2 separate regions of the Mus musculus genome follow, and region 1 is linked to region 2. A link is a loop called in an ENCODE intact Hi-C map of the cell type or tissue named here. Cell type or tissue: left cerebral cortex. All regions are shown on one strand. Each heading gives the region's core, and the rest is flanking DNA. Links, peaks and the distances in the headings are about the cores only. Region 1 has its middle 210 kb from the start of Adamtsl1. Region 2 has its middle 45 kb from the start of Adamtsl1.

Region 1 (15,991 bases), core at 3,914-11,913, 160 kb after region 2:
GCCACAGGGGGAAAATATATACGCTGAACCCTAAAAGCAAAGATACATTGATACAAAAAAATTAGCAGTAAAATATAAAAATGGACCAAAGGTTGTAGCTCAGAGGTAGAGCATGTGCCAACCTCTGGATTTAGTCTTTGGCATAAAAATAATACAAGAAAAGAAAAGGAAGGCATATATTGGGAGAAAACATTTGCTAAACACACATCTGGCAAAGAACTATTTTCCAAAATACATCACAAAAGCTTAAACTTAACAATAAAAAGACAAACACATAGTTAAAAAAAAAAAAACACTGGAGGGGAAAAGCCCAGCTCACTAAAGCAGATGTACACGTGGCAAATGCACCCAATCAGATGCCACTGGAATAACGGACAAAGACTTGGTGGCCGTGAGGCAACTGGGGACCACACTACTGGTGGAAAGGGAAATTGACAGTCTCTTTGGAAGTCAGTTGAGAAGATCCACTTAGAGCTATCAAAAGGCCACACCCTCCTCCTAAGACAAAGGGAAGCATGTGTGTACAAAGACCTGCATATACAGATGTGTACACCCAGATGTGTGCAGCGGATGTGTAGCAGTGCTATTCACAACACTGTAAAATGAGAAGCCCTCAAATTCTTCTGACTCCTTAATTGATAAGGTGTATGCTGTCCATTCAATGGAATACTGATGAACAATAAACATGAAGACTTTGTTGATATAAGGAAGACTGTCAGTGTCTTTCCAGAACAGTATGTTGTGTGAAACAAATTAGACATAGGCATAATAATTTCATTTGATGACAATTATATAAAACGCAAGTCTATAGTCACAAGATCAGGTTATCAGTTGTGTATGACTGAGATAGGTCAGGGGTCAGGTGAGTTTCTGCTCCCCTGTACAAGAGAAATTTGGTGGCCATGAAAGTGCTCTGATATTTTACTGTGTTTGGTATACATTGAGCAAAAGTCAGAACTGCATATTTAAAATGGGTATGTTTTAATATATGCAAATTATATTCAAAAAGATAATGAATGTGAAACTATGTAAAATGCTGTGAAGAATAACTTAGATAAATAGCTATAAAGCAATGTATATAATTAATAGAAATAAGTGAATAAGATAAGTCACACTCTGACTGCTCTCAACTTCATTATTACAGGCAATGGTTGAATGATCTTTTGAAATTAGCTTTTATTCCATTTCTAAGTGCTCCCCTCTGAATAGCATGGCTTCTCCACATAAAATACGCAATACAGATTCTGCCCAGATGGACAAAAGATGTATTGTCTTCAAACCACTGGCTTGGCTCTCCTATACTCAACTTTTACCTCAGATATCCAAGCTTAAAAGCAACCAGATGAAGTTTTATGGAATTTTCTAAGGGGAGGGGGCGGCGGGGAGAAGACAACGATGAGGAAGAAATAATGAAAACAACTTTTGCTCATGGGAGGAAGTCTCCTGTGCCAACTCTTCGTTCAGAGTGATCTCTTCTTGGCCACATTCCAAATTCTTCCCAGTACAGGCTTCTAATGGAAGCGCTGACACAAACTCCATCACAGCTCTTCAAACAGGGTGATCTGACAAACGTGGGTGAAGCCACTCACCGCCATTTAGAGTGTGTCTGTTTCCACAACAGTTTCCCTCACCTCTGTTACTATCGTTGTTATAATAATATGCTAACATCTTTGAAAACCACCTCTTCTCCAACCTCTCTACTTTAGTATCTTTATTATATAATACAAATTAACCTCGATGATGAAAGTTTTTCAGAGTAGTTTTTCTCAACTTGGGATGAAAAGTCTCCTCCATTTTGTTTTTATCAAGTACAAACCTTCTGTTTATTTTGCCTGTTTCTGCTGCGTTGTGAAATAACACAGACAGTACAGAGTTATTTTGAAACAACTAGCTCTTTCCATGAGGACACAATCAATGTCTGTAATTCAAAAGAATCTAGATGAAAAACTTACTGATTTGGGGGCAAAAGAAATATTAGCTCAGCATCCACATGTGGGCCTTCATATTCTGCGTGTCATGCTTTATTAACAGCTGGACAGCTCAACAGAGCTGCATTATAGCCACATGTTAATCTGAAGCTTAATGAAGGGGGAGGTATGCCCTGGACAAACATGGACATCGTGTGTATTTTTATAGATGCCTCAAATAAATGAGGCTTACAAATAAGAATAATGGCCCAAGTTTTCTTCCATAAGATGTTTGCAATAAGTGAACTAATTTGCAGAGAAGTCACAGTTTTTGTTTTTGCAATGTAGGTAGAGATTCCAAAACCTTGATTCAGCCTTTTCTCTGGGGCTTCATGGCTGGAGGACCGGACCTACTCTCCAAGCCATACGCACCTGAGTGTTAAGCAGACCTTTCCAAATGCAGTTTCCCTGCATGCCCTGAAGGAAGCATGGCTTCCATGTTCTTTTTCCCTTTCTTTCTCCCCCCTCCCCCCCCAGGAAGCTTGTCTGAGACTGTTCTGAATCTAGTCCGTATAAAGGCTCTGTGGCTCTTTCTGCACAGGTGACAATGATTAAGCCTGGGATACACTCAGACACGTGATACTCAGCAGTAGAGACTGGTCATTCAGAAGGTAGCAGCATGTGGAGCTTCACGTTCCAATCTGTCTCTGAAAATTTAGGTCACAGACAAGGAGCTGGAATGGGGGCTTACCACATGGTTGGCACCATGTGTGCTCTAAATCTGGTTTCAACTTTCAGGTGCGATCAACCCATAAAATCGGCCATACTAATGCTACCACATTTGACACCCCCCTAACTCCCGAAATAACAGCGATGCCAAGGACCCCATTAGTTGAAAATATATTGTCAATTTGGAAGATGACTGTAATGGGAGGGGATGCTGCACAGCCAAAATCGCCAGAGCTGCCTTCATCATTCATAACCAGTTTTCACTTTTCTGCTTCTAGAGGAAAGTCTTGCTTTTGTGAACATCTCAGTGGTTCCTGGATCTCAGCTGAACACAGCTAAATGTCCAGTAGGGGTCAATACTACAGAGTTTAATTCACCCCGCACAACTCTCTCCTACCAACACACTCCTATAGATAAAAGGTAAAGTGTTATTTCTAGCATGCTATCCAAGTTTTATTTTCTTTTATTCTTTTTCTTTTTTTATGATCTTTAATTTTTTTTATGATCTTTAATTTTTTATTAGATATTTTCCTCGTTTACATTTCCAATGCTATCCCAAAAGTCCTCCATACCCACCCCCCCAATCCCCTACCCACCCACTCCCCCTTTTTGGCCCTGGTGTTCTAATAATTTATTTTTGCAGTTATAATTGCATCATTTACACCTTTATTCCTTCCAATCCCTCAAATGTATTCTCTTTGTTCTCTTTCAAATCCATGACCTATTTTTCTATGTTATTGTGTATGTTCTAAAATACACCAAAAAATCTTCTCAGTGCACATAACTTTTATTCTCATCTCCCTTCATTGTTCTTTCATGTTAGAGAAATGACATTTACTCATTAAAATATTACATTAAGATAAATGTTCCCCTCATGTGAGGCAGAATGAAGATAGCTACAAGTTTTAAGTGCTATTGTCTTTAAGGAAAAATAAACCTTTTCATTATAATGGAAGAGGTGATAAAAGACAAAGGAAAGCAGTGTGTGGGGGGGGGAATGGAAGAGTGGAGAAAGATGGTTAAATTAAAGAAAGATGAGCAATGAAAATGAGCTTAATGGTATTTAGGAAAACCATCTTCCAAGGCAGAGTGGAGAAGAATGGTCAGCAGTCAGGGGATATATTTGTCTTCTCACAAGCTGCAGTATTGGTGTGATTCAGCCTTTTCTATGGAAATTATAAGGTTCTGGGATAAACAAAGATCAGAACTCTTCCCAAGTGTTTATTAATGCCTATATCTGTTAATGTGGTGCTTGCTGCTTTAACAGGTTAAGTATCCAAATCCCACTAATTTCAAACAACAACAATGAGTTTTGACTTACAATTCAAACTTATATACATATTCACTTTTGACAACCTTCTACCTTCCCTGTGCCTATCACCCATGGTCATTTTGAGATTCAGGCTACTTTCTGTATTATGGCTGCACTTGCTTGGAACTTTCCTTATTTAGAACAACAAAAAGATGGGTAAAGACTCATCTACCTCTTCAACAATTCCCAGAATGGCTGGACCACTGGCATTCATACTTTCTTTTTCTACAATAGTCTGCTTTCCAGTTAAGTACAGGGAAACTGGGAACTGTATCTCTGAGCGAGACACTATCTCCTCACAATGACTCAACCTTGTGGAGATGAACATGAGTTTTAATGGCTTCCAGTAATATAGGTCTTCCATACCTCTAAAGGTCTATATGTTTCAGACCTTTTCATGTAAATTATCTTAACCGCAAGATATACTATGGGGATGTAGATATATGACTTAGTGGGTATGAGCTCTTACAGCTCTTATGAAGGATCTATGATTAGTTCATAGCAACCATGGTTACCTGTAACTCCAGCCCCATTGAATTTGAAAACCAATTCTGGCCACCAGGGGCATCTGCATATACATGGCAAACACATAGAGACATATTCATATACTCAATACTTTAAAATAATGAATATTTTAAGAAAAGATTAATTAAAGCAATAGGTTGATGGGATTAAGGTATTAGTGTTATTAAAGCTCATATAGGAACCATTTACATTTAGACATTATTTATATTTTTATCTGGCATTTATAATTAATCACTGTCAACTACTAGATTATCAAATATTCAAGTCTCAGCCAAAGTTTTTCTCATACTAGAAAAATCTAAGTTAGCAGGGTCTATGGATTTCAGAATTGCAGTTGGATTGTCTAATTAGAAAGCCAATATGATCTTTATGTACATCTATTCCTCAAATTAATGATTCAGAACTATAACCTCAAAGATAAATCATTAGGAAATGGATTCCCCCAAAGCAATTAATCATGAGTCATTACAACTGCTATTGTCTCCTTATAAAAGAAGTTCCAGAGGCTGGGGAGTTGGCTGGGTGTGTAAAGCACTTGCCTGCCACGTACATCTGAAGAACCACAGTTAGATCCCCAGTACCCATGTAAAGGCTATGCCCATCTATAATCCCATCACGGAAGAAATCAGGGATCTTTAGAGCAAGCTGGCTGGCTAGATAACTAAACTGGTGGGCTTGATTTCAAGTGAGATGTTCTGCCTCAAAGGAGAGACATCTACGGAAGAAGATAGCTAACACCAACCTATGGCATTCGCATGCATACACAGATCTGCCCATGCAGTTATACTAATGCATATGCACTCTAATGCATATGTGTGTGCACACAGTGAACACAACATTTGCATATGTTTGCATGTATCTGCATATATATGCAAAAAATTTAAAGGCCCCATAGTCCCTTTCATTGTATATGGGCACAGTGAAAAGGTACTGAGCACACATCAGGAAGTGTGCCCCCATCTGACACCAGATCTGCTAGCACTTTCAAAGTAGACTTCCAAATCTCCAGAATTATGAAAAGTAAGTTTCTCTTACTTAGAAGATATCCAATCTATGACATTTTAGTTTTATCAGAATAAATGATGAAAGGCTACATCATCTTTTCTAGGAGGTCTATGGTCTATGGGAAGGGATTCTGTATGGATGGCATCAGATTCTAAGCCTCCTCAAAAGCACAGATCTGAAACTCTGATACCTGGGATTTTGGTATACAGAGCTAGGAGCACACATGCCAACACAGGATCACTCTAAATATACAGCCGTGGTGGGGAGGAAGCAAACTCCTTGGGGAGTATTTCCCTTTGGTTTGTGACAACTCCCTTATTTCTTTCAAGTTCTGGAAAAGGTTGAGCTTTTGGGTTTGAACATCATCCAATTTAACTGAATAGGGACTGGTCTATGCTGTTTTACATGGGCCTGGTCCTGTATTCAAGTGTATTCAAGTGATGAGTTATACAGGGGATGGAGCCTCTCTTCTCCACAAACAATTAGTAACCAACATGAGTGTGAGCTAATCTTTTCTGTGTTTTGAAGGAAAACCACTGCTAGATTTATCAATAGTAAAACTACACTTGTCTGCTAGGAAACAGTTATATACTCTTTCTTTGTAGTCTTAATTTTATGACTTTTTAAATCTTCTTTCATAGAAATAAGTTCTAAGTTACTTAGTAGAACTTACAATGAAAGTCTGAAGAGATCCCATTTATCAATTGCTGATCTTGGAGACTGAGCCATTTGTGTTCAGTTCATACAATGTTCTCCTGTGCCAATGTGTTCAAGGCTACTTACCACTTTCTCTTCTATTAGATTTAGTGTATTTGATTTTATGTTGAGGCCCTTGATCCCCTTGGACTTGACCTATGTGCAGGGAGATGAATATGGATCTACTTGGATTCTCCTACATGCAGACGATCAGTTAGACATACACATTTGTTATTAGACTTCAATATTTGGTGAAGATGCTTTCTTTTTTCCGTGGTATGATTTTAGTTTCTTAGTCAACAGTCAAGTGTCCATAGGTGTGTGGGATTATTTCTGGGCCTTTAATTCTATTTCATTGATCAACCTGTTTATTTCTGTACCAATATCATATGGTTATTATCACTGTTGCTCTGTAGTATAGCTTGTGGTCAGGGATTCCTTCCAAAGTTCTTTTATTGTTCAGGATTATTTTGGCTATCCTAGATTTTTTTTTTGGTTTTCCATATGAAGTTGAGAATTGTCCTTTTAAGTTCTGTAAAAAATAAGAATTGCATTGAATCTTTGGATTGCTTTTGGTAAGATAGCTATTTTCACTATGCTAATCCCATGGATCAATGAATGTGGGAGATCTTTCCATCTTCTGAGGTCTTCTTTAATTTCTTTTTCCAGGGACTTGAAATTCTCTTCATATAGATCTTTCTCATGCTTGATTAAGTTGCACTAAGATATTTTATATTTGTGACTATGGTTAAGGGTGTTGATTCCCTAATTTCTTTCTAGACCCACTTATCATTTGCATAAAGGAGGTCTATGGTTTTCTTTGAGTTAATTTTTGGAACCTCTTAAAGTTGAAAAGCAAAGCTGTAAGGCAAAGGACATTGTAAGTAGGACAAAACGGTAGTCTACAGATTAAGATGGACTTGCAAACTTTATATGCCCCAGTACAGGGGAACGCCAGGGCCAAAAAGGGGGAGTGGGTGGGTAGGGGAGTGGGGGTGGGTGGGTATGGGGGACTTTTGGTATAGCATTGGAAATGTAAATGAGCTAAATACCTAATAAAAAATGGAAAAAATAGTAAATAAGTAAAAGATTAAAAATAATAAAAATAAACAAAAAAAAAAAAAGAAAAAAGAAAAGATCTTCACCAACCATACATCTGACAGAGGACTACTATGTAAAATATATAAAGAAGTTAGACTCCAAAAAACCAAATAACCCAATGTAAAAATGGGGTACAAAGCTAAACAGAGAATTCTTTCTTTTGTTTTTTGTTGTTGTTTTGTTTTTCAAGACAGGGTGTCTCTGTGTAGCCCTGACTGTCCTGGAACTCACTCTGTAGATTAGGCTGGCCTTGAACTCAGAAATCTGCCCGCTTCTGCCTCCCAAGTGCTGTGATTAAAGGCATGTGCCACCACCGCCTGGCTTAAACAGAGAATTCTTAACAAAGGGATTTAAAATGATCAAGAAGAACTTAAAGAAATGTTCTTCAACATCCTTGTCATCAGGTAAGTGCAAATTAAGACAACTCTGACATTCCACTTTATACAAATCAGAATGGCTAAGATCAAAAAGTTGGATGACAGCAGATGTTGGCAAGTCTATCGAGACAGTGAGAAACACTCCTCCTTTGCTGGTGGGATTGCAATCTGGTACAACCACTCTGGAAATCAATATGGTGGTTCCTCAGAAAATTGGAAATAGTTCTACCTGAAGACCTGGCTATACTGCTCCTGGGCATATACCCAAAAGATGCTTCACTATATCACAAGGATGTTCATAGCAGCTTTGTTCATAATAGCTAGAAACTGGAAGCAACTGGATGTCCCTTAACTGAAGAATGGATACAAAATTTGTGGTTCATTTACATGATAGGATACTATTCAGCAATTAAAAACAAAGACATCATGAATTTTGCAGACAAATGGATGGAACTAGAAAATATCCTGAGTGAGGTATCCCAGACCCAAAAGAACATGTATGGTATGTTCTCACTGATAAGTGGATATTAGCCAAAAAGTACAGAATACCTAAGATACATCCCACAGACCCAAAGAAGTGAAACAAGAAGGAAGGCCCAAGTGAGGATGCTTGTTCCCACTTAGAAGGGGAAACAAAATAATTATGGGAGGCAGAGGGAGGGAGGCATCTGAGTGGGGGAGGGGAGGAGAAGGGGAATAGGAGTCAGTATTAGGTATAGGGAGAGACAGGAGAGATTCCCAGAGGGCCAGGAGAATAAATGGAAATATGCAGCTGCATGGGTGTCAGGTGTGTGTTGGGGGAATCTTTAGGAAGTCCCAGAGACCTGGAATGGTGGAGCCTCCCAGGTGTCAATGCAGGTGACATTAGCCAAAATGCCCAACAGGGGGAATATAGAACCTAAAGAGACCACCTCCAGTAGCCAGACAGGATCCCCTGTGGATAGATGGAGACACAAATCCACCTACAAAACTTTTGATCCAAAATTGTTTCTGTCTAAAAGAAATGCGGGGACAAAAAATGGAGCAGAGACTGAAGAAATGGCCAACCAGTGACCGGCCCAGTTTGAGACCTATCCCATGGGCAGGCGCCAATCCCTGACACTATGCTATGTTGTGTTTCCAGACAGGAGCCTAGCAAAGCAGCCCTCTGAGAGGCTCTACTCAGCAGCTGACTGAGGTAGAAGCAGATAGCCATAGACAAACATTGAATGGAGTTATTGACTCCTATGAAAGAGTTAGGGTAACATTTGAAGGCCCTGAAGGGAATGGCAACCCTCCAGGAAGACCAAGAGTGTCAACTAACCTGGACTCCTGGGAACTTCCAGAAACTGAGACACCAACTAAAGAGAATACATGGGCTGGCTCAAGGCCCCAAGTGCATATGTAGCAGAAGGCTGCCATGTCTGGCCTCAGTGGGAGAGGATACTCCTAATCCTGCAGAGACTTGATGCACCAGGGTGGGAGGATACATAGGGGGCACCCTCTCAGAGGAGAAGGGGATGGGGATGGGGGATGAGGGGTGGGGGAGGGGCTCTGTGAGGGGTGAGGGGGAAGCATTTGGGTTATAAACTAATTAATTAGTAGAATGTTAAACAAAGAAAGTCTGAAGAGAATGATGCAGAGGGATCCTAGAGTTTTATTCTTTCACGGGGCACATATTTATTGGGAATTTATGACATAGAGATTACATGCAAGGTCTAGGAGTGAAAGAAAGTGAATCACTTCCTTTAAGGAGTTTATATTATAGCCAGCAATGTATGGATAAACTATATGCAAAAGTGCCCATATTCTTGGGCATATTATATGACCTCAACCCATAGACCACTGCTTCATACAACAAATGTCAATTACCACTGAGAAAATGTTAAATTAGAAAAGATCACATATCTAACTTTCTTTGTCTCCTATATTCAGGTTATATTATAGACACACTGGAATATACACAATGGGCATATATTTAGAATTCCAGAAATAGAAAAATAATTCATTGGCCAACAATTTGTTCATCGTAGGGTTCATTGATACATTAAAGGTTACTGAAGACTCCATTTGCTAAGAGGTAGCTAGTCCTGTTGAAAGGCTGCCACAAAACACTGGATGAACCAGGAGCAAAAGAATCAGAGCTTATCTAATGAACTTAGTTGGGTCTATAGACAGTTTTACTTAGTTGTTTTTTTTTCTAGTTGTTTTTTCCTAGTATAAAAAATTAAGCAAAGATTTTTTACTCTGCCATGTGCTACTTAGAACGTAGTCTGACTGTCTTTATAAATATATACTGAGAATGAGCCAGTCTGTCAGCTGAAATGGTATTTGATGATTTAGAGAGGACTGCACTGCCCTTTTCTCTTTCTGTTTTGCTCTGCCTAACCCACACTTTGGAAAGAAAGGAAGACCGTACTCCCCAGAGCCCGGGCAATGAATGGAGGCATTGTCTATCTTGTGAGGATAGGAATGTTTCACACGTGCATCGGAGCTTTCTTGTCGATGTGCCCCCATCCTTATGCTCCTAAATATTTTTGAATGGCGAATATCTTATAGGGTGACTGAAAGAAAAAACTCAGTAGATGTATATTGTGTGTATTTTTGTTAAGCTACTAGGAATCTGCAATTCAAAACTCATTTGCTAAATCAAATTAGTAGGAAAGGCATAAAAGTGGGTGACTTAGGGATTAAGAAACATCCAGTGAAAGTTATTAGATGGTATTAATCAATATGAATACCAAATGATGCAAACCCAGTTTATTTTGGATATGAATGATTTCAAATGGGGCTAAGTTGAGATATGTAAACAAACATAGAACCCAGCGCTGAGCATACTACTCAGGCTCCAAAACTTATGTGAAAAGGCAAAGAATTTACCATGGTGAGTTACACTATCAGAAGGGCTCCAGTTACTGCCCCTTACAACACAGACGTTTTAGAAGTGATACCGATATAATTTCTGGTTAAATGACTTGTAGTTCTGAGCACACTGCTTAATTTTTAAAGGCTCCACATTTATTTTATACAAAGAAGCTTATAAATTACTAGATCTAATAGTTTATAACATCAACATTTTGCAGAGTTTATAGGGAGAGTGGTGATTATGAGAAATTACAACTCATCTCTAAACAATCTTTCACTCTCAGAGAAATTCATACATAAAATCACTGCAAAATAATGTCTCTGCATCTGGGCTCCATGCCTCACATTGAGGAGATTAAAATATTCTTGGAGGTATAAGTAGATATCCTTTTAGAAGAGCAGACAAATAAAAAAATGCTGGGCAGATTCACAACAGAATTTCCTAGTGCTTTTTTAAGCGGGAAGAAATCTTTAAAAACCTTCACATAGGCGTTATTTAAGAACTGAGTTATTAACATAAAATACAGAACATTTAGGGAATCAATTTTGGGGATATTCTTTCTGCATTTTCATTGAATTTTTGCCTCTTAAAGTAAAACTGTCTATAGACCCTAATACAGTAACAGGTTAATTTCTGTCAGCCATGTGTTGAAGCACAGCAATGCACACATTTTACATTTCCTGCCATTTGTCCTCTCTTATGGTGGCAAGAAAAATGTGCTTCTGATAAATTTCTGAGACTGAGGTAATCTGAATTCAATTTGGTCACTTGTAAAACTCGAGTCTTATGTTTACCAGCTCTCTCACCTGTAAGAACCATAAAAGATACAAGTTCTGATACCCTTTAAATACATCTGGAACTGGGCTTGGCTGATTCCCGTACTATGAGGTAAGCAATCCCTGCATGATTGACTATATTGCTCTGAAAACAGTCTCCAAATGACAATGTACCAAGTTAGGTAACTTGGACTTGAAAGCTGAGGCCAGGATTCAAGATAGATAGAATTCATTTCAGAGAAGAGCATCCTCAAGTGATGCCTGCAGGGACCCAGATGGCCAATGCTCTGTGCCACCCAAGGCTCTTTAGGCAAAGCACATACTCAAATGGAATAGTGCCAAGGTACCACAGCCTGCAGTATCTCCTGTACTTGAGCATATTGTAAGCAGATGAGGTGCTTAGGGCATCAGGCATAATCCATTTAGTGGTGAAGACCTGGGGGTTATTGCCCAAAGAGCCCAGACCAAAATGACTGTAAGTTGGCAAGAGAAATCTAATGGACTACATGTTACCTGTCTAGAGAAAGAGTTGGAGGTGAGGAGAGGAACCACCCATATGAGTCACAAAAATGGAAAGATTGCAAAGAGCCATCCATGATCAGTTTGCTTCTGTCATCGCCAAGGAAGTAATTTCATGCCCGCCCCTCTTGAAAGGAAACCATGTTACCATGGTGAAGAAGATGGATACAAGCCATCCATGCTTCCCAGGGGTGATTCCTCTGAGATGGCAGGATTCTTTTGTTTTAGTTTCACATGTGTGAAAACACAAATAAGGAAACACTTTTACTTCTAGAACTGGTCTCAGCCATAGAATGTCCACCCTTAAACTGGCAGTTCCTACATTCTAAATGTTCACAGATATCATTTTCGATTTTGAATAAATAGCCAGTTTGAGAAAGGACTAAAAATGTCATGCTAAGGAGGCCATAAAATTTCATAGCAGTGAGCATGCAGTCACCTAGCCCATATTAGCCTAACAGTAATGGCCTTTTCCTGATTATTGGCTTCTCAGCTGGAATGAGTGACTTATGTGATCAATAACCAGTAGCTTTATATTCACTCATGCCAATCATGGATTCACATAACAGTAACAACTGTCTTGTGACCTGTTCAATTTCCTTTTACCCTGTGAAACCCAGGCCTGTGGTTGCCCCTTTGGGGCCAAAGGGCAGAAAGGATCTCCAGGTTTGCTCTCTGTAACCACTACCATTTTGGCTTGTATAAACTCCTTATTCTTTTGTTTTATTCTTTTGAGAAAAGGTTTTATTATAATCCCAGCTGGTCTGGAACTCACTATGTATACTAAGCTGGTCTAGAACTTTCAAGGATCCCCTTGACTTTGCCTCACAGGCATGGGTACAGGCATGTTCTACCATACCTTAAATGAGCTCTTTATTCTCATACTGAGAATGCTTCTGTTTACTTTGTGGTTTACAGGTTGGGCATCCATCACTATCTACTAGAATCAGATACATTCTTAAGCCTCACTTTGGCCCTCTTAATTCTTGATTTCTGGAGTACCTAACTCTGCTGAACTTTGGTGTTGAAGGTGAGACCTGGTCTACTGCAACATTGCCAAGGCAACAGTCTCTCAAAGCCATCACTTTCTGTAGAGCTCCTTTTACCCAGCCACAGCTGAGCCTGGTGGAAAGTTATAAGAACAAAGAAATATAAATGCAAAAATAATGTTTGTAAGCAGCAGTAACCTAGAAATACACAACCACAGACACCTGCCCTTATAAACCATGTTGATTTTTCCATGTTGATTTTCCCATGTTCTATGACTCAAATATGTAGAATCTTCAGAAATACAATCTAACAGTGAAGTTCTCGAGGGTAACCAAGAGCAGTGATTAAAGGTATTAAAGGTTAAAAGTATATAATATTGATTAAAGGTATTGAAGGTTAGAAGTATATAATATTGGGGGCGGGCTATGGGACTTCCCTGGCCTACAAATCCAACAGAAGTCACCTATTCCTGGTATTGGGCTTTGGAAAAGGAAGGCTTAAGTGGGGGGTGGGGTAATGGGAGGGCAGAACAGAGGACACAATAGGGAAAGGGATAACTAATACTAAATATCTGAAATGTCTGAAAATGTCATATGAATAATTACTTCAGCAGAAGCCCCCCATTAAATACATATATACACATATATGTACATATTAAATGGAGTTACCCTTAACAGGGCACCAATGGCCCTACTGGGCACTCTAGGCTAGCAAATAAAAAGCCTGTTTTGGCTTATTTTAAAACCATTTGATATAGAAATTTCTCAGTGATGCCACAAGTACAGCATCACATTTTAACCTTTAAAAACGAATAGAAAAACTTTCTAATCGTAGCGGACATCTAAATGGTGGTCATCCTGCGTTCAAAGAACTTATGTCATTATGTTGAATATTCATTTCGTCGTTCAGTAAATACCTGCTGCAGATGATTAGTGTAAGGCAATAAAATAGTCAGAATCCCTGGCCTCCCGTAGTGGAAGAGACACAACTGTGTGTTCTGTTGAGTAGGAAAACACACAGCATGGCAGCGACGAGTATGCAAAAGGAGAAATGAATCTGGGAGAGAGCTACTCCGTGCTGTCTGTGAGGCTGGCGGCAAGCCAGGCTGCCATGGAGATATGACACAGGGCTGGCCTTAGGGCTTTTCTCACAAGGTGAGTCTTACATAAAGATCTGAAGGAACTCGGGTAGCAATGTGTGTGGAGTCTTGGCAACACAATATCCGGATGAAGCCACAGAAAAAGGAAAGGCATATTTAAGAAGGAGGAGGAGGCCAGAGTGGTTGGAACTTGTAGTGGTTTTTCAAACTGAGTTCCTTTGGCCCTAGGATTCTCAAGCGACTTTTGTAGTGCTTCCACTAAAGACCACTGGAGAATATTCTCTATACAGCTACTACCAATGCCAGCATTTGTTAGAGGTCAGGCGCTGGGCCAAGTTGAATTTTCTACCTTATTTTAACCTTTATAATAACTTTTAAAGACAAGTTGCTATTAGTAAAACACACTCTTGTGACAATCATTTCACAGAAACAAAAGCTTGGCAAGAGAAAGTCATTTTCCCAGGGCCATACCATGAGCCATGAAGCCAGGATTTAAATTTAGATAATATGAATATGACTCAGTACTCTATATTCCAGGAAGCAAGTGGAGATGCATGGTTTTGTGGAAGAAAGAGGAGGGAAGAACAGTATTTTAAAGTTTTATTTCATTCTATCCTCTGCACAACAACCCAATATTAGTAAATATGCTTATTGGTCATCAGAAAATCACCTTTGACAAATGTCATTAAACTAGATGTACAAAGTCCTAATGGCTAGGCACTTGTTCTGAATGAGGAGCTCTGTAACAGAGAGCTCCTCCACACCAAACCACTCATTTAGATACTGATCAGAAATAAAAGTGTTTTAAACAGACCACTGAGACAGGACTCTTGATCCAAGGGAGGCAGATAAATGAGAGTCCATCATTAGAGAACAGGCAAGAGAAATAAAGTCAGAAAATAATAAGTCTCTGAAATAGAGACGGGGAACTAATGTCAAGGTTCTTTGAAGGCATCTGAGGGAGCAAGCCAACAGAAGTGGACTGAGTAAAGAGACAGACAGAAGCTGAAAATGATGGAAAAGTCTGGAGAGTCTGTGAGCTGGAGACTGAGAACACTGCACATAGCCGAATGACCAACATCTCTCCTTTCAATAGTTTGCATTTTAAACCACATGCAAACTAGTAAAAATGCTCAGCAGGTCATTGTCTCTGTCAAGCTGCCATAACAAATTGCCACTGACTGGGTAATTTAAACAGAGGTCTATCGGTCTGCCGGCGTGCCTTTCTTTTTCTTTCTTTTTTTTTTTTCTTTTCTTTTTTTCTTTTTTAATATTTTTTATTAGGTATTTTCCTCATTTACATTTCCAATGCTATCCCAAAAGTCCCCCATACCCTCCCCCCCCCACTCCCCCCTACCCATCCACTCCCACTTTTTGGCTTTGGCATTCTCCTGTACTGAGGCATATAAAGTTTGCATGACCAATGGGCCTCTCTTTCCACTGATGGCCGACTAGGCCATCTTTTGATACATATGCAACTAGAGACTAAACGCAACACTCCCACCCCACCCAGTCTTTCTTTTTCTTTTCCTGTCTCTTTTTCTTTCTCTTTTAGTTTTATAAGTTCAAAGTCCATGGCCCAAGTGACATTAAATTTTATTTCTCCTAAGATTTCTCCCCTTGGCTTATCAATGGTTTGACATGCTAATGTGATGCTCACATGGCTCTTCCTGGGGGCATACACAGGAGCTCTTTAGTTATGCTTGGGCCAATCCTTATGATGTCAGTTAACCTGAATTATTTTCCTGCAGATAGAGGCACATTTTGGTTTAGGACTTCATCATATCACCTGGAGGAAGCTACAAGCAGTACATAATAGCAACTGAAAAATTGTGTGGGAATATGAGAGTTCAGACTGGACCATGATGGTATCAATATGCCAACAGAAACTGAACCAATGTGGTGATGGGATTACTGAAGGTCACCATGGTAAGAGTAGGTCTGAATGTTTCTACAATGCCAGGTAATACCAATATTGAAGAGATATGGGAGGCAGTATCAGGAGCAAAAGAATTACTTAAACATGAAAAGAAAGAAAGAAAGAAAGAAAGAAAGAAAGAAAGAAAGAAAGAAAGAAAGAAAGAAAGAAGAGAAAGAAGAGAAAGAGAGA
Region 2 (15,991 bases), core at 3,454-11,453:
AACACAAGACTTCCTTCTTTTAAATTAATGAGTTAATTAATTAATTAATTAATTAATCCACGTGTACATCCACGTGGATGTCCCCACCCTGACAGCCCCACATGACCTCTAAACTCCCTGGGGCCTTCAGTCTCTTGAGGGTTAGGTTCATCATCTCTGAATGAACACAAACCCAGTAGTCCTCTGCTGTATGTGTGTTGGTGGCCTCATATCAGCTGGTGTATGCTTCCTGGTTGGTGGTCCAAGAGAATTTGGACATCCAGTCTCTGGGGAGTTGTCTTGCCCAGTCTGAATGTGTTTTTTTCCCTGTGACTGTCCCCTCCAAAATGCTGCTGCTATGGCCTACCAAATGCCTTCCTAAGTTGAAGCCATCACATAAAGTTTCAGAGTTGTCTCATAGACAATTTATCATAACTCACCTGCCTGAAACACTCAAATTTACAGTTTCTAGCAGCTTCTTGTATTGTGGAAAGATATGAGTATAGCAATTAACATTCCCCTAAACAGCATTTCCCTAAGCACCTTACCGGCACACTTTGTAGAATCCATTGGTATTCCATGTTTTCTATGCCAGGACTTTTGTATTGTAGACCATGTCTGTTAGAGTTTTATGAGTCATTTGGTTGAAACTTGTAGAACTATTTGAAAATTCTCTCCGGCTTTACTGTTAACCAAATAGTTTAGAATCTAGCCAGTGTTTTGGGCTTAATTAGGGTAGTATGAATAAACTGAGTTTTCTGCTTAGATCCCTGGGATTAATATAAACCTGGTTATAAAATCGTGGCTTCCTTTTCAAATTGTGCCTTTAATTTGACCTTTCTGAATGGTTGCCAGTCAGTTCTGAGGTGTATCACTATTTTAAACATGTCCCTATTAGGGCTCTTAAAAGCAGTTTGGGTTTCCCAGTTTCATCTCATCAGAGTTCAACACTGCTTTTGTAGTCATTGCAAGTAATCAATCCATTGTATTCCTTAGGAAAGGCCAATAATGTATATACGAGTTCACAAAGTCCAATCTTTCACCCGAGGGAAGCTGGAACAGCTCTCTTATATTCTACTTCATGAAGGGATTTGTCCTTTTTAGTGGAAATAAACACATGCACAGTTAGCACTTGATTATTAGAGAATATGTATTGATAATCAATTCTTGATCACCGAATGATCATAAGGTTTGAGGCCTGAAACAAATGGAGTTGTTTTTCACTGTGTGCTTTTCATTGTGATCAGAATGGTGGAAGCTGATTGGCAGCTCCTTCTCTACTTTCCTGACTGTTGCCAGCCCTATCTTAAAATAAATAAATAAATAAATAAATAAATAAATAAAAATAAGGGGGAAGTTAGTCAGTTTAAAAAGTCTAACTAGGTTACTTTACATATTTAACATGGTCCATGCGCCAACTTCATATAGAGCTCCACCATCATTTTCATTATGACATTGCTGTCTAGTGGGGGATGTGGCATGTTTAGAGAAAATCCTACTCTCCCTTAAGTTTTAATTTTTTTTTTTATCATAAAGTTTCAAAAGCACAGCCCAAATTGGAAAGAAGGGAGTGAGGGACATCTGCTGCTATCTGGAGATACCCTACTCCATAACTAAAGCGATTAGCGTTCATTTCAACACGTCGGAGAACAAAGATACTGAAAAGCCTGCAAAGGGTGGGCTCCATCAGCATTGCGAAATAAGGCACTCTCCTCCACACTGCTTAAGGAATTCCATATACATAGTAACTGTCAGCCACGCCATCTGGGTTCCCTTTTCTTCTTAAAGGAATGAAAGAAGTGGGCTCAATGAAGAAATGCCTTAAAATTAGACTTAAGGATAAAATAATGGCTAGCCCGAGGGAGAGACATATTAGTTTGGAGTGTCTTTTGGAAAGATACAGAGAACTGAGGTTCTTACCAGCACCGGCTGTGACTTTGATACAGACAGGTTCTATTAAACTAATCCTTGCCATTTTACTCGTGTGATAGTAGACTGAATCAGCAGATAACATTATGATGATTCCTAATGCTCAGGTGGATACAGTCCATCTTTCCACACCTCACATTGGTTCCTTTTAATAACAATCATGTGAGTAGCAAAAAATTATTGGAATTCAAAAATAAAATGAGAATAAAGTCTTGGACTCCAGATTGATTTTCTCTACTTAGCATTATTTTTTTTTAATCCCATGATTATTATGTTTGATTTGAGAACAGTTTTTGATAATTCTTGGTAGTCTGCTATGGAACAAAAAGGAAAACCTACCCAACTCAACATTTACAGGAACATTTCCTATTGTCTGGGCTCTCTGTTAGTAAATCAGGGCCAATATAAAGCAGTATAGAAAAGACTCCATACTTTATCTTGTCAGCATTTTTATTTAATTAAAAACATCATCTGTAGCTGATACCTAACTGAGATGAGTAGATTCCAAACATTTGATCAATGAGTAGATCAAGTGAGATCTATTCAGCTGACATTTTAGGAAAGGGTTCTATTGACTTTGTGTTTGGTCTCAAAAGAGTATACTATCACCTAATACACAAGGGACAAGGCTGTTCCTATGGAAGTGTTGAAGATTTTTGGTTTTCTAACAACACTTTAAATGTCAGAGGTTTTATTGGCTGATGAGAAAGATGGCAATTACATATCACATGATCTGCACATCCTGCAGACAATAGTTGTCCTTCTTCCAATATAGTTTGGTTATCTATTAGTGCCACATTTGGGTCTGAGGAGCCTGAAAATCTGCTCCCCACATCAGTGCATGAATAGAGTTGGACATGAAAATAAAGCTGTAAGAAATGGGGGTAATAATGTGATGTACACAAAATGTGGGGCGAGCTGAGATGGAATAGAGGAAGACTTTATAGAGCAAAAATGCTGAGCCATTTTTTAAGAACCAGTGTTTAAGGAAGGTATATTTGGGCTCTGGAACAGAGGGAGTGTTTAAACATTTGGAACCATTATTGAAGCATCGGTCATCTTAAAAAGTGCTGCATTTCTCACTCCTGGAAGTGTTGAAGTACAAGTTGGTAACCATCTGCCAAGCAATGAGACACATGATTTAAGCTTTGCATCGCAATTTGGACTAAAGACCTCTAGTGTTGCTTCCAACTGAGTTTTGGAGTTTCTCAATAGTGTCTTGCATACAGATTCTCATCCCCATTGTAACTTCTTCCAAATCTTAAGGATCTGGGTCTTCAACAGTCTCAGAGGATGTCCATGATTGTCTCTGAATGAATGTGCAAAGACATACTTGGGGATAATGAGCCAGAGGGATACACTTTTAGCTTCTTCCAGTAATAGGATGTTTCCTGAGATTTGCCTCTAACAGGGCCAAATACTCCAAAGCCATCCAAGCAGTACTTGTTTGTGGTTATATTCTGAAATTATTACTTCAATATATCAACAAATAAAAGCACCTCGGAGCCATCGCTCAGCCCATATTTGTCCCCTAATTTGTATTTAATGAATCTCTTTTGATCTTGTGTAATAGAAGAGCAGAAGGTGGTAGGAAAGGTTTGGTGCATGTGTGGTGTTTACTCAAAGAACATGTTAGGAACGCTCTACATATCTAGCTACACAGCCTATTTGGCACTTGCTGAGTAGTGAATACATCTGGACAGTTTGGCAACATTTCCTCATCATCTCTGTGGGGGCTTAATATATGCAAACGTCACAAAACCCATCCAGAATCCTGTTTCATATCTACATAGATAACCCAAAAATCGTATAGGTTCAGTATTCCCAGCCACATCCAGCCCGAGTTAGAAGTACTAAGGAGCACTGGTTAGCAGTACAAATGGAAACTACTTCCTGCTTCTTTCAGGCTCCATTCAGAAAAGTTTGTTGACCCTTTGACTAGTACAACTTTCATTCCATCTTGAGGAGAGCCTGCCAGTATAAAGAACTTTCCCATAACCAGGGCAACTGAAAAACCATGGGCTAGCATATTCTTATTATGACTGTATAGTAGGTACAGACTTTCTTTTAATGCTGTGATGAGTGGAGCTCAGGGGAATTACACAGGTGGTCAGAATGGGATGAAACCTTGGGATGAGCCCATGAAACCCACTTAGATATAAATAAGCATGTGTCCAAAACATACTTTAGTTTTCTACGTATGGAACTTTTTCAAAGTCTGTACTAAAGATGCCTTCTTATTATTATTTGAGGACATTACTCTGAATTGTGAGCCTTTAATATAAACAATGTAATGGATGAAAATGCTAAACATGGCAGGAAAAAGTAACCAGAGATATAAAGCTCAGGAAGCTGATGTGATCCACAGAACACTAATGCTATTGGAGGAGGATTGCAGACTAGGTTCTGGTGCCTTGGCCATGGCATTCACAGTGTTGTTGATAGATCTGTGACACATCAACTGGTGCTTAAGAGTGCAGATGCCCAGTCCCACTCCAGACACTCTGGAGTACTATGTACCTGTCAAGAAGATTCTCAGGTGATTTCCATGCAGCTAAAATTGTACAGAAGCCATTGTTTTAAAACACAGCATCAAATCACTAGAGACTTTAAATGACATGATTTTTTTTTACATGAAAAAAGACGTCAGTGTATAAAAATGGAAATGAAAGGTGGAGATCCCATTTTCCCCTAAAGAGGAATGATAAGTTAGTAAGAGAATTATTTATGCCTAATGAATAAAATTAATGGTGTTCTGCATTTTAAATTACTCTTAATCTTCTTTCCAGGGTCCATAGAACCTTGAAAGTATTGTTCTTGATGACTCAACTGTAATTTAATTAGTAAGCTGAGATTCAACAGTCAGTTTGGCTTAAAAGCCTACCTGTTAGGCTATGTGCTCACGCAAACACATCATACACCAACAAGGAACTCTAAGCATCTTTAAAGATGCATCATGTGAAGTTATTTCTTCTTCCCATAACCAGAGAAAACTGGTTTATAATCACAATAAGATTTTTGCAAAAATACAGACTGAAAGCTATAAAAGGTATGAAGTCATAACCAGATTGACTGAGAGGTTATGATTTCCAAGCAAAGAGAATAATGTTTCCAAAAATAATACAGCTGATCTAGTGGCAAAACATATGTCATCATGAAATGCCAAGTTTATAGATGCAAATATATGTATGTGCATGCATGAATATGCATACATGTATATAAAATACTATGTGCTTTAAACTGCTATGAAGTAATGGGGGTAGCAATTGGTCGCAGAGTTTGTAATAATGCTATAATTCAGACACACACCATTAACAATCTCATTGATAAATCATTGGAACTCATAACTGACTTTTGATTTACTTTTGTGTTGACTGTAGTTGTGACTCCAGGGAGTTGTTTATCCCTGACCATTTTAGTGAGGGGCAGCACTAGCTAATCTGCTCAGTTTCTGAACTTTAGGAGTTATGCTTTGAATTAAGGAAGATTTATGAAGGGAGCAATGGCCTTTTACGGATTACATACGAAAGATCAGAATGAGTAAGAAAGAAGGCATTCAAAAGAACTGAGGCTTTTTATTTATGCACATTAAAGAAACACACAGTCAAAATGGCCCCAAATCCAGTATATTGCCTCATTTTTATACATTGAACAATTTATCTCTTCTTATTTAGATACTACTGCTTGAATATGTTTAATTTTGAAAACTGATGTGTTCTAATTCTCATTATCTAATTTCTCTCTCCCTCTGTCTCTCTCTCTCTCTCTCTCTGTCTGTCTGTCTCCCTATCTCTTTCTCTCTCTCCCTCCTCTGGTCCTCCCCTCTCTGTCCCTCCTCTTTCTCTCTCTGCCTCTCTCTTTATGTCTCCCCTCCTCTCTTTTTCCTTCTTCCCCCCTCTCTTTCTCCCCCCGTCCTTCTCTCTTTTTCTTGGCAAAAAGGAGAATCCTTGTAAGCTTCAGGAACCACGTAACATATCTTTGATATTGTCTTTAATGCTAAGTCTAATGCCAGGTATATGACAGATTTTACAAAAGCCTATTGAGTTTTGTGGAAAAATTATATAATGATCTAAAATTGCTTTACCATGCTTGGATGACTGGAAGATGTATAAAACAAAAGGTAACCCTCACATAATCACCTTGATTGGTGTGTGTTGGGGGGGTGGGGTGGTGGCGTGCAAGGTAGATGGAAAAGAAGGTAGCCAACTGTCTGACAGTTCTGGTGGAGCAGAACTTTGAGATATTAGATATCAAAGATCTCAGCTAGACACAGAGAAGGAAGGGGCATGCTACTAAGCACAGACCATACCTTTGGAACATAGTAATGGGAAAGGAGGGAAAGCTGAGTGGATTTCATCATCTTTCTATTCATCTTGAATGGCATAGCAGGCTCTGCCCCTGCTTTAGAGCAGAGAGCCAACAGAGCCAAGAACATAAATAAAATGTTTTAGCTAATGGAAAAGGTCCAGCAAACTGTAACCTAGAGGAGTTTGTGCTTACCTCAGGAAGCTTGCAGGTAGGTCCTGGGCTCCTGTCAGGACATGAACATCTTTTGAGACTTTAAGAGAGCAAGAAAAAAATGGGGCCAGTGCTAGTTAGATATTCTAGTGCAAGCCAAACTGTGCTACAATGTTGTTAGCCAAGAGGTGCCAAATTGTTGAGGTTCTAAAAAATTCAATTGCTCTTCTGAACACCCCCTGATTTACTTTGTACAGCTCAAAAGCATATGCTATGGTAACTTCTAGAGTTTGTTTTGATATAAAAGTCACATTTTGTAATATTCTTGTTAACTATGAAATAGCCAGATTACCTGTTCTCTTAACCCATGAAATTGCTTTCAGCAAAATCTACAGGAATTATCTCTAGAGTGACACTCGGGAACACCCACTCAAAGTATATTTGAACTGAGTGTGGTGGTGTATGCCTTTAATCCCAGCACTTGAGAGGCAGAAGCAAGCAGATCTTCATGAGTTTCAGGTAACCCAGGGCTATAGAGTGATACCCTGTTATAAAATCAGTCAGTCAAACAACCAAAAATACTGCTAAAGAATGAAGGTATATCCTATTAATTTGACTATATCCATATTTAGTGATTCAGCCACATAATACAAATCTAAGTGGGGAATCTGTCTAATATCATTGGTAATTACCAAGTCTATTTTTAAGTAATTGAGAATCCCATGCACATTTAAACTCATTTTGTTCAGTTGTACTCTAATTCTATGGAGATTCCTATGTTATATCCTATGTTATATCTCCAAACATATCTACCTGTCCTTCCTTCCTTTCTTCTTTTAGTTTCTTCTCTCTCTCTCTTTCTTTTTCTCTTTCCTTCCTTCCTTCCTTCTTTCTTTCTTTCTTTCTTTCTTTCTTTCTTTTCTCTCTCTCTCTTCCCTCCCTCCCTCCCTCCCTTCCTTCCTTCCTTCCTTCCTTCCTTCCTTACTTCCTTCCTTCCTTCCTTCCTTCCTTCCGTCCTTCCTCCTTCCTCTTTCTTTTCCCTTCCCTTCCCTTCCCTTCCCTTCCCTTCCCTTCCCTTCCCTTCCCTTCCCTTCCCTTCCCTTCCCTTCCCTTCCCTTTCTTCCCTTTCTTCCCTTTCTTCCCTTTCTTCCCTTTCTTCCCTTTCTTCCCTTTCTTCCCTTTCTTCCCTTTCTTCCCTTCCCTTCCCTTCCCTTCCCTTCCCTTCCCTTCCCTTCCCTTCCCTTCCCTTCCCCTTCCCCTTCCCCTTTCCCTTTCCCTTCCCCTTCCCCTTCCCCTTCCCCTTCCCCTTCTCTCTCTCTCTCTCTCTCTCTCTCTCTCTCTCTCTCTCTTTCTTTTTTTTCCTTTTTTTGAGATTGGCTATCACAATATAGCCCTGACTGCCATGGAGTTCAGAGAGTTGTATCTACCTTTATCTCTGAATGCTGGAATTGAAGCCATCATGATGCCTGGCTATAACTTAGGGGGATAAGTAATAAACTTAGTAACAAAAATGAGGAGTTGATCAATTCTAAATTTTATTCTCAGCCATCCTTGAAACACTTTAAATAGTATTTTTAATCATTTTATTATCTCCCTTAGTAACATAATTTACAGCTAACTGACCCTACTTAAACCATAGGCAGTCATCTAAAATTGTTTAGATTATCTGAATAAAAATTTACTTAAATCTCCCAGAGCTTTAAAACCCCAGAACATAAGCTTTAAAGATATAATTTCAAGAATCATGACATTGAGGTTGCACAAGGGGCAGGGGGATCAGGAACAGGTGACCCTAGAACATGTAGCCACAAAACTTCAACAACCTGGTTGAGATGTGCTATGGCTTAGTTAATGGTGGCATCTCTTTGCTGGCCCAAGTTATACTAGCATCTGACCTAGGAGACAAAAGCAGTCTGCCAGCACTTGATCCTCAGAAGCCAGGTATAGCCAGAAAGTGGTGATCGAATTCACAGACATGTCTGAAAGTCTGCAACAGTATTCGGTGGCATATGTTGCCAGGCATTGGAGGATTATAATATGGGTGAGATGAATAGCCACACTTATGCTGCCAGGCATTGTGGGGATTATAATATGGGTGAGATGAATAGCCACACTTATCACTGCAGCACAGGGAGACATTTAGGCAGTTACATTACACAGGAAGCCAAACACTTCATCTACCTCTACCTGGGTCAGGTGATCATTTTTTTTTCAAAATATGGTGAAAACAAAGACCCAGTGGTTTACCCAATTTGAACTGCAGCCTAAATTGCAAATACCAAAGAAAACCCTTCAGTCTCATTAAGGGAATACCTCATTTTGAATCTTTACTGTGTCTTGTACAAGGCATCTTCTGTACAAGAATAATTAGGGAGACATCTTACACACGCACTTTCTCTTCCATTCTTCTCAGCTCTTTGACCTTTAATCCATTCCTTTTGAAACTATATTTATTGGAGAGGCATATGTTTGCTCAAGTAAGATAGTGTTGACTGTGGCTTATCAACTACTATAGGCCAGATACCCAGGGATGAGTCCTTGAGTTGTTTCTCTGAGTAGGCATTTACTCAGAGCAGCTCCTTACTAAAGGGGCAGCCTTCAAACCAGCTTCTGAGACGCAAGCCTCCATGGTTATTTAAGCTTTGGGAGCAGAGGTAGTGCCTCATGCCTGCAATCCCAGTATGTTTTATGCTGAGGCAGGAATACGGTGAGCTCCGGGCCAGCCTGAACTGCAGAGTGAGACTGTCTCAAAACTGTCTCTCAGCTTGCAAGGATGTGCTTCCAGGAACTGTGTTCAGAAGCCAACTGCAAACTATAAATTGATGCTTCCTCCTTAAACGAATTTGCATACGTATCCAGGAAGAGTTTCCTGCTGAGAAGGTAAGGAATATGACAGTCGAAAGAGAAAAATCTAGGGGTGGTCATCCTCAACACTCAGCCTAGAAAGGTAGCCCTATGAAAGTAGCTGTTTCTGTCTCAGCTACTTTTGTACCACTGTGACCAAAATACACAAGAAACTGTGTAAGGAAAGAAAAAATGATTTTGTTGCATACCATTTGTAGGGTTTCAGTCTCTCGGTGTAGACAATGCCAGACATGCCCAATTCACTGTGGCAGGAGAGCACCATGGTGACTGCTTACCCACCACGAGTGGACCAGGAAACAGTAGGTGACTAACATGGAGGAGATGGCCATAATCCTAGAAAGCTCACTCCTACTGGACTATTTCTGCTAGTAAGGCCCCACTCCTAAAAATTCAGATTCAAACCATAATATTCAACAAGAACCACCACCAGAAAGACAGTACAAAGTACCCCTTTGTCCACTGTGATGGGATGAATAATTTTACTTCTGCATAATACACTGAACAACGTAGGTAGGGTTTTCCTTCCCTCATGCACACATTGGGTTCTGATTGTTTGTTTGTTTGTTTGTTTTCTGACTTTGGGGCTCACTATTGAATACTCCCAATGCCACCAGTACTCGGGGAGCTTTTCTGGATAATTATGTATCCTTGGGAAGTTGTTTCACCTTAATTGGGCATTTATTAAATGGCCTCTTGATTTATGGTAATACATGCTCACTGCTGCTCAGCTAAGCTGTCTTGCTCTCACGGGGACTGTATGCGTCTCGCCTTTCCTGTCTCTCTGCTGACTAGAGAGTTTAGTCCAGAGTATTCACTGTGTGTCACTGGGCAGTGTATGGATCTTTTCACAGCAAGAGTTCAACAGGGCAGCTGTTCTCGCAGCTCCACTTGTCTGAGCTTTGATTGGCTGAGAAGGCCATCAGAGGGACATGAAAATGGAAGAAGCATTAATAGCCCAGCTACTTGCTCACTCCCCCACCATTAGGCCAGGCCATATCTAAAATATCCCAGACACAGGGAAATTGATCTTATTTTAGAAGACATTCAGAGATACCAGTGAAGTAATAATTTCTTTGAGGTTAAATTTAGCATATCTTTGAATAAGTAACTCAAATGTTCTCATGTTGAGTTACTTTTATTTTCATAACTCAGAAGCACTATTAACATACCAAAACCCTACCCATTAGCCTGTGGGATAAAGACATGAAGGATAAATGCCATTAAAGGATATATTTATCTTAATCTCATACTGGAAAACTGAAGATACGAAATTTAGGACTGAAGATATGTATACAGTTAAAAGCTTCAGATTCTTTTAAAAGGTCATGGAAATGACCCTATTTTGTCCCTGCATTGAAAACAGATACAGATTTCTTACACAGCTTACAAAACTATTTGGCTTCTACATTTAAGTATCTATAAATGAAACTCAGGTAACCACGACCTTCTCTTACTCTAACCTCTAAGATCACATTCCTGTACTTATTCTAAGGTGTATGTCACTTTTGCTTTGATATGTACCCAGCCAAGTGACCTGTGTTGTCTTCAAGGAACAACAGCCATCCAACTGCTTAGTATACAGCTCTTGTCTCTAACTGGGGTATCTGTCTATAACTGAGTAAGTGAATAATATATTCAGGTAAGTGTGTGTGTGTGTGTGTGTGTGTGTGTGTGTGTGTGTGTGTGAGAGAGAGAGAGAGAGAGAGAGATCAGTAAATAGACAGACAATATAGAACATTAAGAAGATAACATGTCTTTACCTATTTCATTATTAATGAATATGAAAATACAGATCTCAAGTACAAATCTTAGATCCCAAGGTCTAAGCAATTAGCCTAAGGGCTTGAAAGCAGTCAGTCTCTTACTGGAATCTCTTACCAGAACCATGCCTAGCCAGGTGACCTATAACCACTTAAAGCCTTCTTTTTTAGGGTCTGGATAATTTATGTTTATTTTCCCATTATTTTCTAAAGTATATGCAGAAAGAAAATCCAGTTTAAATTGTCTAGAAAGTAATTTTGCTCTCTGAAGCAATAAACCATTTTTTAGGCTGAAAGCCAGGCTAGTTCCTACACATGGAATAATCCCCTGGGACCTGTAGGTCACTAGCAAACAGCTTTGGAAAATTTAATTAAAGAGATTTCCAGGAAGGAGAAAGGAATTAAAGAAATTGTCCTTACACCACATCCTATACAAAAGCCTTACACACAGAACACACTGAAGTCTAGAAAACAAGTGGGGTCCCCCAGAAGCCTCTATGATTGCTCAACAACTCAGTGCTGTTGCCAACCACAAGAAAGACAGTAGATGGTAAGATGCTGTATAGAGTCACTCAACAGCCATTAATTATGTTCTGTTCTGTATATGACTAAGACATGGGGACTGAGGACATAGAAAGGGTGAAGAAAAAAACCTTTTTCACAAGAGTTTTTTTTTTTTGTTTTGTTTTAGGTATGGGATGTTGGGAAAAAATAGCAATAAGTTTCTGAGCAATGTGATAGTGGCTCAAGTGGCAGCCACACCACATACTGTAGGAACAGTAAGGACAGATCTGCCACCTCTGAGAATACCTACAGACAGCTTGAAGGGTGAGTAGTTAAGAACCAGCTAAGACATTCTGGGTGCTAGGAAGATGATGCAAAATGGTCCCAAGAAATAAGGGACCACAATGACGAAACGGATAGAATACAGGACATACAGGACATTCAATGTGGGTAGAAAGTGCGGGATGTGGGAGCCATGTCATGAAATGAAGACTCATAACAAACCAATAAAAATGACAAAAAGGAAAGCTTGTCGAAGTGACCCCGATGCACAGATTAAATTATTCAGAGAGGAGACCACATGCCTTTCCTGATCTAAATGAAGCGGATTCTGTAAGATAGATGAAGTGCTAACAGGAGACACTGAAGAAGCAGATGGAGAGAATGGGCCTCTTGGGATGTGCCTAGGAACTCCAGGAACCTCACCAAAAACTCAGAGACCATCAGCAAGCATGCAAAGTATACTTTCCCCTTTCAAGGAAAAGTCAAAGACATTATTCAATAGGTTGGTCACGGTACACTTGTAACTGAATAAAATCACCAGAGAGATTTGATAGGAGACTTGGGAAAAATGAAATGAAGATGATCCGGATGTGGTTATAAGTTGCCAATTTTATTGCACATTTAACAGATATAGGTCATATGACATGCTTAGCTACCGCCACATTGAGGATATGGAAGAATTCTTTTATCCCACCCAAAACTCTCTCGTGCTCTGAGTTTATAGTGAGTTTTGGCTGCTTCCCTAACCCTTGGAAACACAGATCTATTCTGCAATACTAGAGTTTTGTTCTCAAAGAATGTCAAATGAATGAGTTATCTGATGCTAAGTGTAGCCCTCTGAGAGCTGCCCCTTTCACTTAGCACAATGGCTCTGGATAGCCAGTTACTGCAGCAGTCAGTGATTTGCCTCTTGGTACACACGGACCAGACCATTTCATTCTGTTGGTGCGTCTCATCTTGGTGAGGGGAGGGGATGATTACAAGGAGAGGTGTTGTGGGTATTCCTGTACCTGCTTCTGTCCAAAGCTAAGCCTTTATTTCCATACTAAACGTCCAGCAGGGAGAATTCTTGATTATAGAGCGAATATATTTTCATCTCCCAAAGATGAATTCCACTCTTTAATCTCGTGCTCTAAGGCTTCTGTTTTTGCTCCTACATTGAAGAACTCTGCCCAATCCTAGGTCAAAAAATTTTTTTCTACTCTGTTTTCCATGAAAAATTTAATAGTTTATACCTATAGATATATAACCTATTTTCTGTTGATTTTTGTATAGACTCTGAGGTTTTATGTTGTGATTTTGTTTTCTGACATATAGATATCCAAGGTTTTTTTGTTTTTTTTGTTTTTTTTTAAAAGTATTTATTGAAAAGACTATTTGGTTTCTATTGAATGACACTTTGGTTATATTTATGTGGATCTATCTTGTGGACTCTCTGTCTCAGTCTCTCTGTCTGTCTGTCTCATTTTGTCTTTCTGTCTCTGTTTGTCTGTCTCTGTCTATCTCTCTTTTTGTCTTTCTGTGTCCTGTGTCTCTGTGTATCTGTCTCTGTCTCTCTCCACTACACTATAGTGCTGTGATTACTACAGCTTTATACAATCTTAATAAGGAGCAATATAAGCTTTATTTAAAATGTTTGTTCTAACTCTTCTAATGTTCTTGAGTTTTGAAATTATCCGTATGTTCCTGGATTGTGATTGGAATGCCAGCAAATCTAGTCATCAACTTGAAAAATGATACTTTATTTGCCCGCTAAGTGTGCCAGCACATGAGTGGGACACACCTTTTTATTCATTTAGAACTGCCGCGATATCATTTATCAATAACACAGCTTATAAAATGTGTGTTGTGCATAAGCTTTAATAGATCTAGCCCTATTTTGTTTTCCTCCATTCTATCCCTATTTCTTAAACAGTAGTTTTTAATGCAATTTCAAAATTTATTCAGTTTTAAGACAGTGTGGACAAATCTACATTTTTTTTGTATAGTGCTTTTGTATCCTGCAACCTTACTAAGTACACTTTAACTCTTTTTTTTTTTTTTTTAACTAGCTGAATCATTTATTTCATTTTTTAAAATCTCAATAGAGGTAACTACATAGAAATATATACTAATCCCATTGTCCATCTGACTTAGAATAGAATATTGCACAAGTTAATTTAAAAAAATTGGTCTGAAGTTCTCTATCTTTGTTGGATCTTTCTGTGGTTTAGGTATCGGAGTAATAGTGGCTTCATAAAATGAGTTGGGTAGAGTACCTTCTACTTCTATTTTGTGAAATAGTTTGTGCAGAATTGGAATTAGATCTTCTTTGAAGGTCTGATAGAACTCTGCACTAAACCCATCTGGTCCTGGGCTTTTTTTGGTTGGGAGACTATTAATAACTGCTTCTATTTCTTTAGGTGATATGGGACTGTTTAGATGGTCAACTTGATCCTGATTCAACTTTGGTACCTGGTATCTGTCCAGAAATTTGTCCATTTCGTCCAGGTTTTCCAGTTTTGTTGAGTATAGCCTTTTGTAGAAGGATCTGATGGTGTTTTGGATTTCTTCAGGATCTGTTGTTATGTCTCCCTTTTCATTTCTGATTTTGTTAATTAGGATTTTGTCCCTGTGCCCTTTAGTGAGTCTAGCTAAGGGTTTATCTATCTTGTTGATTTTCTCAAAGAACCAACTCCTCGTTTGGTTAATTCTTTGAATAGTTCTTGTTTCCACTTGGTTGATTTCACCCCTGAGTTTGATTATTTCCTGCCGTCTACTCCTCTTGGGTGAATTTGCTTCCTTTTTTTCTAGGGCTTTTAGATGTGTTGTCAAGCTGCTAGTATGTGCTGTCTCCCGTTTCTTCTTGGAGGCACTCAGCGCTATGAGTTTCCCTCTTAGAAATGCTTTCATTGTGTCCCATAGGTTTGGGTACGTTGTGGCTTCATTTTCATTAAACTCTAAAAAGTCTTTAATTTCTTTCTTTATTCCTTCCTTGACCAAGGTATCATTGAGAAGAGTGTTATTCAGTTTCCACGTGAATGTTGGCTTTCCATTATTTATGTTGTTATTGAAGATCAGTCTTAGGCCATGGTGGTCTGATAGGATACATGGGACAATTTCAATATTTTTGTATCTATTGAGGCCTGTTTTGTGACCAATTATATGGTCAATTTTGGAGAAGGTCCCGTGAGGTGCTGAGAAGAAGGTATATCCTTTTGTTTTAGGATAAAATGTTCTGTAGATATCTGTCAGGTCCATTTGTTTCATAACTTCTGTTAGTTTCACTGTGTCCCTGTTTAGTTTCTGTTTCCACGATCTGTCCTTTGAAGAAAGTGGTGTGTTGAAGTCTCCCACTATTATTGTGTGAGGTGCAATGTATGCTTTGAGCTTTACTAAAGTGTCTCTAATGAATGTGGCTGCCCTTGCATTTGGTGCGTAGATATTCAGAATTGAGAGTTCCTCTTGGAGGATTTTACCTTTGATGAGTATGAAGTGTCCCTCCTTGTCTTTTTTGATAACTTTGGGTTGGAAGTCGATTTTATCCGATATTAAAATGGCTACTCCAGCTTGTTTCTTCAGTCCATTTGCTTGGAAAATTGTTTTCCAGCCTTTCACTCTGAGGTAGTGTCTGTCTTTTTCCCTGAGATGGGTTTCCTGTAAGCAGCAGAATGTTGGGTCCTGTTTGTGTAGCCAGTCTGTTAGTCTATGTCTTTTTATTGGGGAATTGAGTCCATTGATATTAAGAGATATTAAGGAAAAGTAATTGTTGCTCCCTTTTATTTTTGTTGTTAGAGTTGGCATTCTGTTCTTGTGGCTGTCTTCTTTTTGGTTTGTTGAATGATTACTTTCTTGGTTGTTCTAGGGTGTGATTTCCGTCCTTGTATTGCTTCTTTTCTGTTATTATCCTTTGAAGGGCTGGATTCGTGGAAAGATATTGTGTGAACTTGGTTTTGTCGTGGAATACTTTGGTTTCTCCATCTATGGTAATTGAGAGTTTGGCCGGGTATAGTAGCCTGGGCTGGCATTTGTGTTCTCTTAGTGTCTGTATAACATCTGTCCAGGCTCTTCTGGCTTTCATAGTCTCTGGTGAAAAGTCTGGTGTAATTCTGATAGGCCTTCCTTTATATGTTACTTGACCTTTCTCCCTTACTGCTTTTAATATTCTATCTTTATTTAGTGCATTTGTTGTTCTGATTATTATGTGTCGGGAGGAATTTCTTTTCTGGTCCAGT

What was found. A loop is a pair of places that touch in the nucleus more often than their neighbours do. Peaks named below come from ENCODE experiments on the same cell type or tissue, not always from the same donor. Only the 100,000 strongest peaks of a DNase experiment are listed, where the experiment ranks them.
Region 1: a loop joins it to region 2, with 3.0 times the contacts of the local background. A loop is called at or near these places in 22 of 42 quality-filtered maps.

The regions. Positions count from the first base shown.
Region 1 is chr4:85,840,203-85,856,193 of GRCm38, reverse strand. It overlaps a transcript of Adamtsl1 not described here. Among named protein-coding and RNA genes, the nearest start is that of Adamtsl1, 210 kb to the left of the region's middle. In left cerebral cortex, for the core only: a CTCF peak has its summit at 4,501; no DNase peak of the experiment used is centred there.
Region 2 is chr4:86,000,833-86,016,823 of GRCm38, reverse strand. It overlaps a transcript of Adamtsl1 not described here. Among named protein-coding and RNA genes, the nearest start is that of Adamtsl1, 45 kb to the left of the region's middle. In left cerebral cortex, for the core only: no CTCF peak of the experiment used is centred there; DNase peaks (open chromatin) are centred at 6,531, 6,776 and 9,068.